2 separate regions of the Homo sapiens genome follow, and region 2 is linked to region 1. A link is a contact called in ENCODE Hi-C or POLR2A ChIA-PET data. All regions are on one chromosome and are shown on one strand. Each heading gives the region's core, a stretch centred on a gene start or an enhancer-like site at or near the end of the contact. The rest is flanking DNA. Distances are from core to core; before and after follow the strand shown. Region 1 holds the start of ZNF780B (zinc finger protein 780B). Region 2 has its middle 12 kb from the start of MIR6719.

Evidence for each region. Hi-C counts contacts between places; a loop is a spot of excess contacts on that map. ChIA-PET counts read pairs that join two places held with the same protein, here RNA polymerase II (POLR2A). Pooled maps may share reads with other maps.
Region 2: a pooled map shows a loop between it and region 1 (2.8-fold over the local background). The contact joins the enhancer-like site here to the promoter of ZNF780B in region 1. A Hi-C loop is called at or near these places in 6 of 50 pooled maps. POLR2A ChIA-PET finds 5 or more read pairs at or near these places in 2 of 52 experiments (Panc1 and RWPE1).

The regions. Positions count from the first base shown.
Region 1 is chr19:40,053,994-40,058,729 of GRCh38, forward strand. ZNF780B (zinc finger protein 780B) reads right to left here and starts at 2,238. Exons shown (of 5, transcript NM_001005851.3): 1 at 2,196-2,238. RefSeq lists an enhancer at 2,098-2,227.
Region 2 is chr19:39,815,371-39,820,040 of GRCh38, forward strand. No RefSeq gene overlaps it. Among named protein-coding and RNA genes, the nearest start is that of MIR6719, 12 kb to the right of the region's middle. Within about 2 kb of position 3,086, at least 3 of the 41 ENCODE cell types and tissues checked have a DNase peak (open chromatin) inside an H3K27ac peak, as active enhancers do.

The DNA.
Region 1 (4,736 bases), core at 988-3,487:
AATACAAAAATAAGCTGGGTGTGGTGGCATGCACCTGTAGTCCCAGCTACTCGGAAGGCTGGGGCAGGAGAATTACTTGAACCCGGGAGGCAGAGGTTGCAGTGAACCGAGATCACGCCACTGCACTCCAGCCTGGGCAACAGAGTAAGACACTCTCTCTCAAAAAAAGAAAACACTTGATATCATAGAATTAGAGAAGAGAATGGTGTTTACAGGTCGGGGGTAATGTGGGTGAGGGAGGGAAGATGGTGTTGGCTGGGGAAATGTTGGTCAAAGGATATAAAATTTCAGGAAGATAAGAGAAATAAGCTCAAGAAATCTATTACACAACAACGTATCTACTATTAATAACTACTATTAATAACTATTCTGTAGTGCTAAGAGAGTGGATATTAAGTGTTCTCACCACAAAAATGATAACTATGTGAGGTAATGCATTGCTAATTAGCTAGATTTAGTCATTCCACAATGTACATATACTATAAAACATCATGTTGCACACGATAAATACATACAATTTTATCTGTCAATTTAAAAAGAACTTCTGTCCTAGATCATTTGAGCAACTCACTCATTTTCTTACTATGCAAGCAGCAATCACAATGAATCACATATTCCCAATGCTCCTGTCCTATAGAAAGTCAAGGGAAATGACCTAAAATGACCACACGAAAACAAAAGCTAAAACATTAAACATTTATTATTATATGCCTAGCACTGCTCTAAGAGGTTTTAGAGTATTAATTCATTCTAATGTTCATTACAAGCCTGAGAAGACCAGAAACGGACAGAACAAACATTCCAACCCAGATACTCTGGATCCACTCCCCTATTCTTAACCGCAACAGCGTACTGCCTCTCACAGTTCACACAAATAGCCCAAAATGCAACCGGAACTGCCGAATCTCACAGAGATCTGGCAAGTATTACAATTATCATCTCATGGACTCTCCCGAAAAATCCTGACTCTGGTTGATACCAATTTCTGTGCAATCACTTTCCGATTCCTGAAAGCCTCACAGACGAATGGAAATCACCCAACCATCTCCATTCTTCCCTACTTGGAAAAGGAGGCCTGTAAAGAGTCAGAAACCTGGCGTGTGATTCCACAAACTAATCTTCTTTTCAAAGCAGAGTCTAAAATAAAGCTTTAATATAAACCTCTGGAGGACTATTTTTATACCAGCTTAGAAGAAGAGAGCGTACAGGAAGGTGTGAACGATTTGCCAAATGGCTCTGTGAATATTAAATGGCAAGGTGGGGAGCGGGCGGGGTGGGGAACGGCTCGCTGGGAGGCGGCACAATGGGAGGGGGCAAGAATCAATTTGCATATTCTCCTGAAATTCACTAAAAATTTACAGGAACCTCTATATTCTAAAATCAAAAACGCATTTCTTGAACAAATACAAAGCACAAACTCACCCTTGACTTAAGTGTGCAACAATAACGCTCTCATCCTCCTCTCGGTCCTTCTTTTGGATAATAATACGACTGGAGAAGGATACGGCAAGCGTGAGACTCCAGGCTTTTCTTGGAGCGCAGACTAAGTTTGAAAGCACCCTCCATGGCCACAACTTCCCTCACTTCGTACGAAATGAGAAGGAAATAAAAGGAGGAGGAATCGGTCTGAGTTCGAAGCTGGTTCCTGGGGACAGATCTCTGAGGGACGCTGGGTTCTCAACATGTAGCTGCCCTCCTGGGGGACCCTCAAGAGGCACTTCCAGCTCTCATATTCCCACCCCGAGTCCAGATCTGCGCCTTCTTGTGCAAAGCTTCATTCTCGGTTCAATATCTAACCTCCCTACTGGGGACATTTTCATTCCTCTGCTGCAGCCTCTGCAGCTTTGAAGGGGAAAGACGGAGGAAGCAGCAGGAGCCTAGTACCACCGGCACAGTGACACTCACACAGCCCCAGCAAAACGCACTGCGTCCACACGCCGTCCCGGTCCTGTGCACAGGGCCTCACGCACACACTCACACAGTCCCCTCCGTCACTCAAGATCGCGCAATCCCCATCCTTTGATGCCCGCGCACACGCACGCCTAAGGATCTGGCAGATTCCGTCTGCGCCCCGGGTTCCTCCTCTGAGCGCCTCGCTCTCGCCCACCCGCACTGCCGGGTCGGTCAGGTTCGAGTCCCAGTCCACGAAGACCTCCCGCAGCCACCGATTTCTTCCTAGGACGTGAAGACCTTACCCAGCTAGGTCGTCAACCCCAGGAGACAGGAAGTGGAACCGCTAATTCCGGTGCGGTGGCCTCTGGGAAATACAGTCCTGAGCAGAAAGAACCTCAGAAGTCTTGGTCTATGGTCTGTTCAGGTTGATCCCAGCATACATTGGGGGCTCCTAAGGGACCCGAGCCTAATGGATTTGTGGGAGTTCCAGACCGTGGGGTGCAGAGGTTGCGGCCACGGGCGAGAATCCCCATCTGAGAGGAGCGTTGCTGTTTTCGGTGCGTCAGGGTAAATTACCTTTTCTCTCTATGCAAAAGAATGCAAATGAGCAGAACTTTTAAAGAAGAATTTAAAGTAAAATTACGTCAAAATGTAGCTGCTTTGACCTCTTCGTCTCAGATCCGAGCATAGGCTTCCCCTTTGTGCTATTTGAAGGGACTTAGGATAAATTTGAAAAGCCTGAACTAAAGAAATGGTTGGAGAGACTCCGTCTCAAAAAAAAAAAAAAAAAGAAAGAAAGAAAGAAAAGGAATCGTTGGTTTTATACTAGAAGAGGAAGTGTGGTTTACATGAGAGATTTCAGAATCAAATATACTTGATTCTTCAAGACAATCTTCCTGTTATCTGGAGAGAAAAACGTGATTCAGGACGGCATGGAAACAGATAAAAGTACACAGAGAATTACTTGCCTTATCTTGAAGGATGAATAATTAACACATTTTCTTAAAACAGTCTAAATAAATGCCAAAGGGGGTTTGTTTTTCGTAGGAAAAGCTTGATTTCACTGTTGTAATCTAGCAACATTGAACTTTCAAAATGATTTTTGTAGTTTCCTATGCTATATAAAGCGGAAACGTGGAATAATGAAGAGCAAAATGTCTTTTCATTCCCGACTGTGACAGAAAACAGATAGCAAGATAACAAACTTAATTGGATCAATGATCACATTAAGTGTAACTGGTCTAACACCTTAACTTAAGAAGGTTGTCAGGTTGGATTTTTTTTTTAAAAGTCAGACCCAAATACGTGCTACCTACAGGTAATACTTAAAATATAAAAGCACTAATAGGTTAAAAGTAAAAGGATGGAAAAATATATAAAATCCTAACACTAGTCAAAAGAAAGCTGGAGTGGCTATATTAAAAACAAAGTGACTTCACCAAAAAGACTATATCAGGGATAAAGAAAGTTACATCATCATAATGATGAAGGATACAGTTCATCCAGTGGAAAGAACAAACCTAAATTATGCTCTTAATACAGCTTCTAAGTATGTGAGTAAAAACCTGTTAGATCAATAAAGTAACAGACAAATCCACAATTATAATCAGATATTTCAACATATCTCTCTTGGTAATTGATAGAACTAATGCAGAAAAGCAACAGGGTATAGATTATCTAAACAACATATCAACCTGCTTGATCTCATTTACACTTCTGGAACACTCTTCTCAAAGACAGTAAAATTCATCTTAGGTGGACAGGAGACACTTTCCAGCGTATACCATATTCTGGGCCATAAAGCAAGTCTCCATAAATGAGTAAATGGACTCAAGTCATACAAAGAATGTTTTTGACAAAAATGGAATTAAATTAGAAATCAATAACAGCTCACTATATATTGTCCAAAGTAGTAAAAATTTGAAAATGTATGAATACTATGATAATTGAAATTATATAATGTTTGAAAATTTCCTTTATGAGTCATAATTTTCTGTTATATCCTAAAGGGTAAACAATAACATATTTGCATTAAAACAAAATAATGTTTTTGTAGTAAGGAAAAAATTTTAAGCTATCTATATTGACTATGCATTAAAGAGCAGAATAATTATTTTTGGTATATATTCCAATGCTTTAATCAATTTCTTAGCCAGTATCACCATATTTTTAAGGATTTTTTTTGACACAGTCTATTATTTTTAAATTTTGATAAAATTGTATGTAATCCTCAATGCTGGACTTTATGGTTAATAAACTTGAAATTATAGCTACCTTCAAATGGCGCTTCTCTGAACACCATACCTTTTAAATTGAGATATATACTCTGCATATACTAAGGTAATCAGAAGTCTTAGAATATAGCCAATGAAATGGAAAATATCCTCATGAGTATTGTGAATATGGAATATTAGATTGCAAATATTTTAGCAGTTGATGTATTTTGCCTTCACAGTACATTTCTACTTTTTTTTTTGCCACTTAGTCTAGGAAGGGTACATTTATTTAAAAATTATTCCTAAAGCCAAACAAATTGGCTCAATTTATGATACCTTTGAATGTTAAGCCAAATTTAGGTGTTACGGAAACATAAACCTTCTCAATTGCATTCCATTCTAACACAAATTGTAAATGTATCCAGTTAGAAATGGGAGCACCATCAAAAGACTACTGCCATAGCTGAAGAAAGTCCTATGCAAAATTGAAGAATTTCAAAATTAAATCCTGTATATAATACGTTAGTTCATGACTTTATTTATTCAGTTTCTTCCTTAATTTGTAGGACTAAATCCCATTGTCTTCATGTTGGCAAGTTCTGATAACTGAAATTCTGTTGAATTTCT
Region 2 (4,670 bases), core at 1,836-4,335, 240 kb before region 1:
GCAGTGGTGCGATCTCGGCTCACTACAACCTTGACCTCCCGAGTTCAAGCAATTCTCCTGCCTCAGCCTCCTGAGTAGCTGGGACTACAGGTGCACGCCACCATGCCCGGCTAATTTCTTTTGTATTTTAGTAGAGACGGGGTTTCACCATGTTGCCCAGGCTGGTCTCAAACTCCTGAGCTCAAGCAATCCGCCTGCCTCGGCCTCCCAAAGTGCTAGGATTACAGGCATGAGCCACCGTTCCCAGCCCACTAATAGTCTCTTTACTGAACTCACTGTGCCAACAGCCACTGATATCAGAGTGGAAGAATTCTCCCAATGCCAGTATTAATAATCTAGTTAACTTCCCTCTTGCACATACAAAATCCTTTTATACAATTCAGTTGTTCTAAATGCTTGTGAGACATTTTTTAGATACCTTGTAAGTCATGTTTATAAGGATAATTGTGATAATTAATATAGAAGATTCTCTTAATCAATGTGACTCAAAAGGAAGCTTACAAGTGATCCTTAAAATTTCACTCTGGTGTGACAACCCTAGTGTAAAGAGAAATGAGCCTCAGTTTTCTTCCTACTGCTGTAGATTTTTTAAAGTAATAAAGTGATTCCTGAAAGTTGTTTTCATCTTAAGCTGACACATAATGTGATTTATTTTCCTGTTTACTTTTCCCCCTACAACAGGTTTAATTGCGTTAAATGGTGAGATGGGAGGCCAAGAGCCCAGGGAGGAGGACAGGCAGAGACAAGGTGGGAGAGGACCGGGTTGGACCAAGGCAGAGTGGAAAATGGGAGAAGGGAGAAGATGTGAGAGATGTCCAGCAGTCCCAGAGGACAAGCCCTGGAAGCTGATGGGCTGGACGGGGGGCAGGGATGGGAGGGAGGCATTCAGAATGAGGCCCATGGCTCCCTCTGAGAACCTGGAGCCTGGAGGGGCCACCCCTGAGACAAAGGCTGAGAGAGCATGTTTGGAATCTGGGACATGGTGAGTGTTAAGGGCCCAAGGATTGCCCAGTTGGGATTGGGGGATTGTCCATGAGGCCTCCGGATCCTCCAGGTCTAGGGCTCAGAGTAGAGGTCAGGGCTAAGGACAGAGTGTGTCATCTGCACAGAGATAGGAAACAGACCATGAAAGAGGGTAAGGTGGCCCCAAGGTGAGAAGAGAGAACATAGCCCCACCACATTTAACAGACTGGTGAAAACAGAGGAGCCCGCAAGGAAGCAAAACGTAGAGGAAATGTCAGGGGATAGCAGACTCACAGAAACTAAGGGGAGGGTGTGCTCACAGAAGGCAGGCAGGGTCACCACAGCCGATTTTTGCCAAGATGACCAATAAGATGAGCACCAAAAAGAGCCCACTGAGCCAGGCTTCTCACTGGCAGAGGAAGGAGTTATAAAGAAAGCAAGGGGGGGATGGTGAGAATGAACCCTCTGGTACTAGACTAGTGTCAGAGTATCAGTATGAACTCATGCTTATTTTTACACACCATTCTCCAATGAAAAGAACCAGTGACTCTAGAGGAAGAGCTAATTCTAGGGCTGGTGCAGGGAGAATACATGAGCCTGGAATATCTTGCAGTGCCAGAAAGTAAGAAGGTGTTGGAGAAAAAAAAAAGAGTAAAGAACACAGGAGCCAACCTGAAAGATAAACGCTGATGGCCAAGGCTAAAACAACTTGAGCAAAAAAAAAATTGATTACAATAATGTTGGGGTATGCCCAACTAATAAATATTCATGAGTCCACACGGAAATAAACTAATGATTGTATAAATAAAATAAGTGAAGTATGATAGAAGGGACAAATCTTCCATATGGAATTCTAAATAGTAAATGTAAAGAAATGAGGGAAACAGAAAGTCATCATTATAATATCACGGTAATAACTGCTACAGACCGGGTCCACTGATGAATGCTAAAATGTGTGGGTAAACTTGAAGGAGAAATGGGATATTTGTGCAGCCTCCAAGTATCTCCCTATTTCCCTCCAGGAATCAGGCTTAGCTCTCCTCTGAGTGTGGGCTGGATTTAGTGACTTGCTTCTAACAAATGAGTAAAGGGAAAATAGTGGTATTATCGTTGGGAAATCTGCAGACACCACTTTCATGAAGTGATCAGGTTAACCTCACCTCAGTGAGCATTCTTCCCAAAGCCTAAAATCCCAGTCTAACCACGAGCAAAATGTCAGACAACCTCAGACTGAGGGCCATTCTACAAAAACATCTCACCAGTACTCCTCAGAACTGTCAAGGTCATGAAAAACAAGGAAGGACTGAGAAATTGTCACAGATTGGAGGAGGCCAACGAGAAATGACCAACAAATGCAACATGGTATCCTGGATTGGATCCTGGAACAGAAAAAGGACATTAATGGAAAAACAGGAGAAATAGGATTCAAGTCTGGAGTTTAACAGAATATTAATCCATGTTAATTTCTCAGTTTTGACAAATATACAATAATTATGTAAGATGCTAACACTAGGTGGAAGTTGGGTGTAGGTATAGGGAAGTCCCTGTATCATCTTTGCAACTTGTCTGTAAATCTAAAATTATTAAATTTTAAAACGTTCACAAAACTTTAAGTCTCCTCTGCAATATGGCTCGAGGTGGTCCCCCGCGGAGTTCCAAAGCACGCTTTGTTTGACTCATCCTTCAGATCTCATCTTACATGCTCCCCACGCCAGGAAGTCCCACCTGACACCACAGACTGGGTCAGGAGCTGCCTCTGGCTCCCACAGTCCCCCTGTGGCTCCCCTATCCTGGCCCCAACCCCTCTGCCTCCCCATCCCAGCCCTGGTCACTGTCTGCCGTTGGGGTTGTCTTCCCCACTGGACTGTGAGCTTTGCGAGGGCAAGGTGGAGGCTGTCTCAGCCATTGCTGTGTCTCAGCCATTGCTGTGTCTCTCTTGAGTTGAGAGTAATGCGTGTCTCCCTGACTCCTCTGGGAATACCCATGAACAGGCAGAAGCTGCGCCTGAATCCTCCCAACTGACCCTTAACGCTTCACAGCCCAAGGCCTGCCAGATCCACCTTCCTGGTATCCCCTTTCCTGTTTGCTCAATCCAGGACACATCTGAGGCAATATAAATGGTCTGTCTCACCCATCAGCCAAAAGAGGGTCAAATCATCTCCAACCCCTGCCACACCTGCCCACCCACATGTCCGCCCTGTACACCAAGTGTCAGAAACACATGGTGACTGTGAATGTTTGGGGGGCCTGCCCAGTCCACAGCCCTTCTGAGCAGACAGTCATCACTATAGGAACCCTCCAGCTCCAGTGAGTTGAGCAGGGTTGGATACCCGACCCTGGAAATCCCATTCCTATCTGGGAAATTCGGAATGAAGACTGAGGGGCTGCGGGTAACTGAGCTGGAAGATCACATAGAGTGGGGGCAAGAGTCCACCCAGGACCAACCCAGCTGCCTGAGAACAGGAAGCAGCCAATGCAAAGAGAAGCAGAGACCACAGGGCCCAGTGGAAAGGAGGAATGTCACACCACTGTCTCACTTCTGCTTCTATTCTGTTCTCATGAAGCCCTTGTCAGGTTCTTTCCATCACTACCCACAACCAATCACAGTGAGTTCTGCCTTCAAAATGCACCCAGACTCCAATGACTACTCATTCTGCCCCTGCCCTGGTACAGGCCACTGTCATCTCACCTAGATTATTGCAGCAACCTCCTCACGGGCCTCCCTGCTCTCATTCTCAGCCCACACTTCCATCTATACACCCTCCCTTAGTGATCCCATCCTGGGCTTTAATACCATAAATATGCCAACTACTCCCAGCCCAGATCTCACCCTTCAATGCCAGTCTTGTATAAGCTCCTGTTTGGCCAGTGGGTCCAGTCAGAGGCTAAACACGCCCACACTCTCTCTCAGTCTTGTCCATACAGTTAATGGCACTCCCTCCTTCCTCTGTGCAGACTAAACGCCATAGTGTGGTCCTTGACTCTTCTTTCTTACCCTACATACCTGATTCTCCCTTCAAATTATATGCAAAATCTGACCACATCTCCCCACCGCCCCGTTAGCACCCTGGCCAAGCCACTATCATCTCAGCTGGACTGCACAGTGGCCTCCTCACTGGCATCCTGCTTCCACCCTAGTAGCCACATGGGAGCCAGAGGAACCCTCTTACCGTGGTAGATCACATCGCCTCAGCTCACCATGCTCTCCCTGCCACACATCTCATCAGCTTCAAATTCAAGTCCTTCCCATGGCCTCCCGGTCCCACCTGACCTTGCCTTGGTCTCCTTCCCTCCCACTGTGTCCAGTCAGGTCCAGTTCACTCCTTTCTGCTCCTCCAGCACACCAAGCATGCCTCGGGGCCTTTGAATTTGCTGGTTTTTTCTACCTGGAATGTCCTTCTTCCCAGAATATACATACAGCCAGCTGGTGTCCTCCCTTTCTGTGAGGTCCATTAACGTTTTTCTCAAAGAGGTCTTCTTTAACCCCTCTATCTAAAATAGCACCTCTTCCCACTCTCTAGTCTTCCAACCCTCAACTTCTACAGCTCTGTTCACTAATATTAGCATTCATCTTGCCCACTGGAATGCAGGCTCCAGGAGGACAGGGCTTTCGGGGGTCTTGTTTGCTACTATTAATAATACCAGCACCTAAAAATGCTTGGCATGTAGTAAATAGCCAGATCTGATGACTCAACAAATAAGAAAAC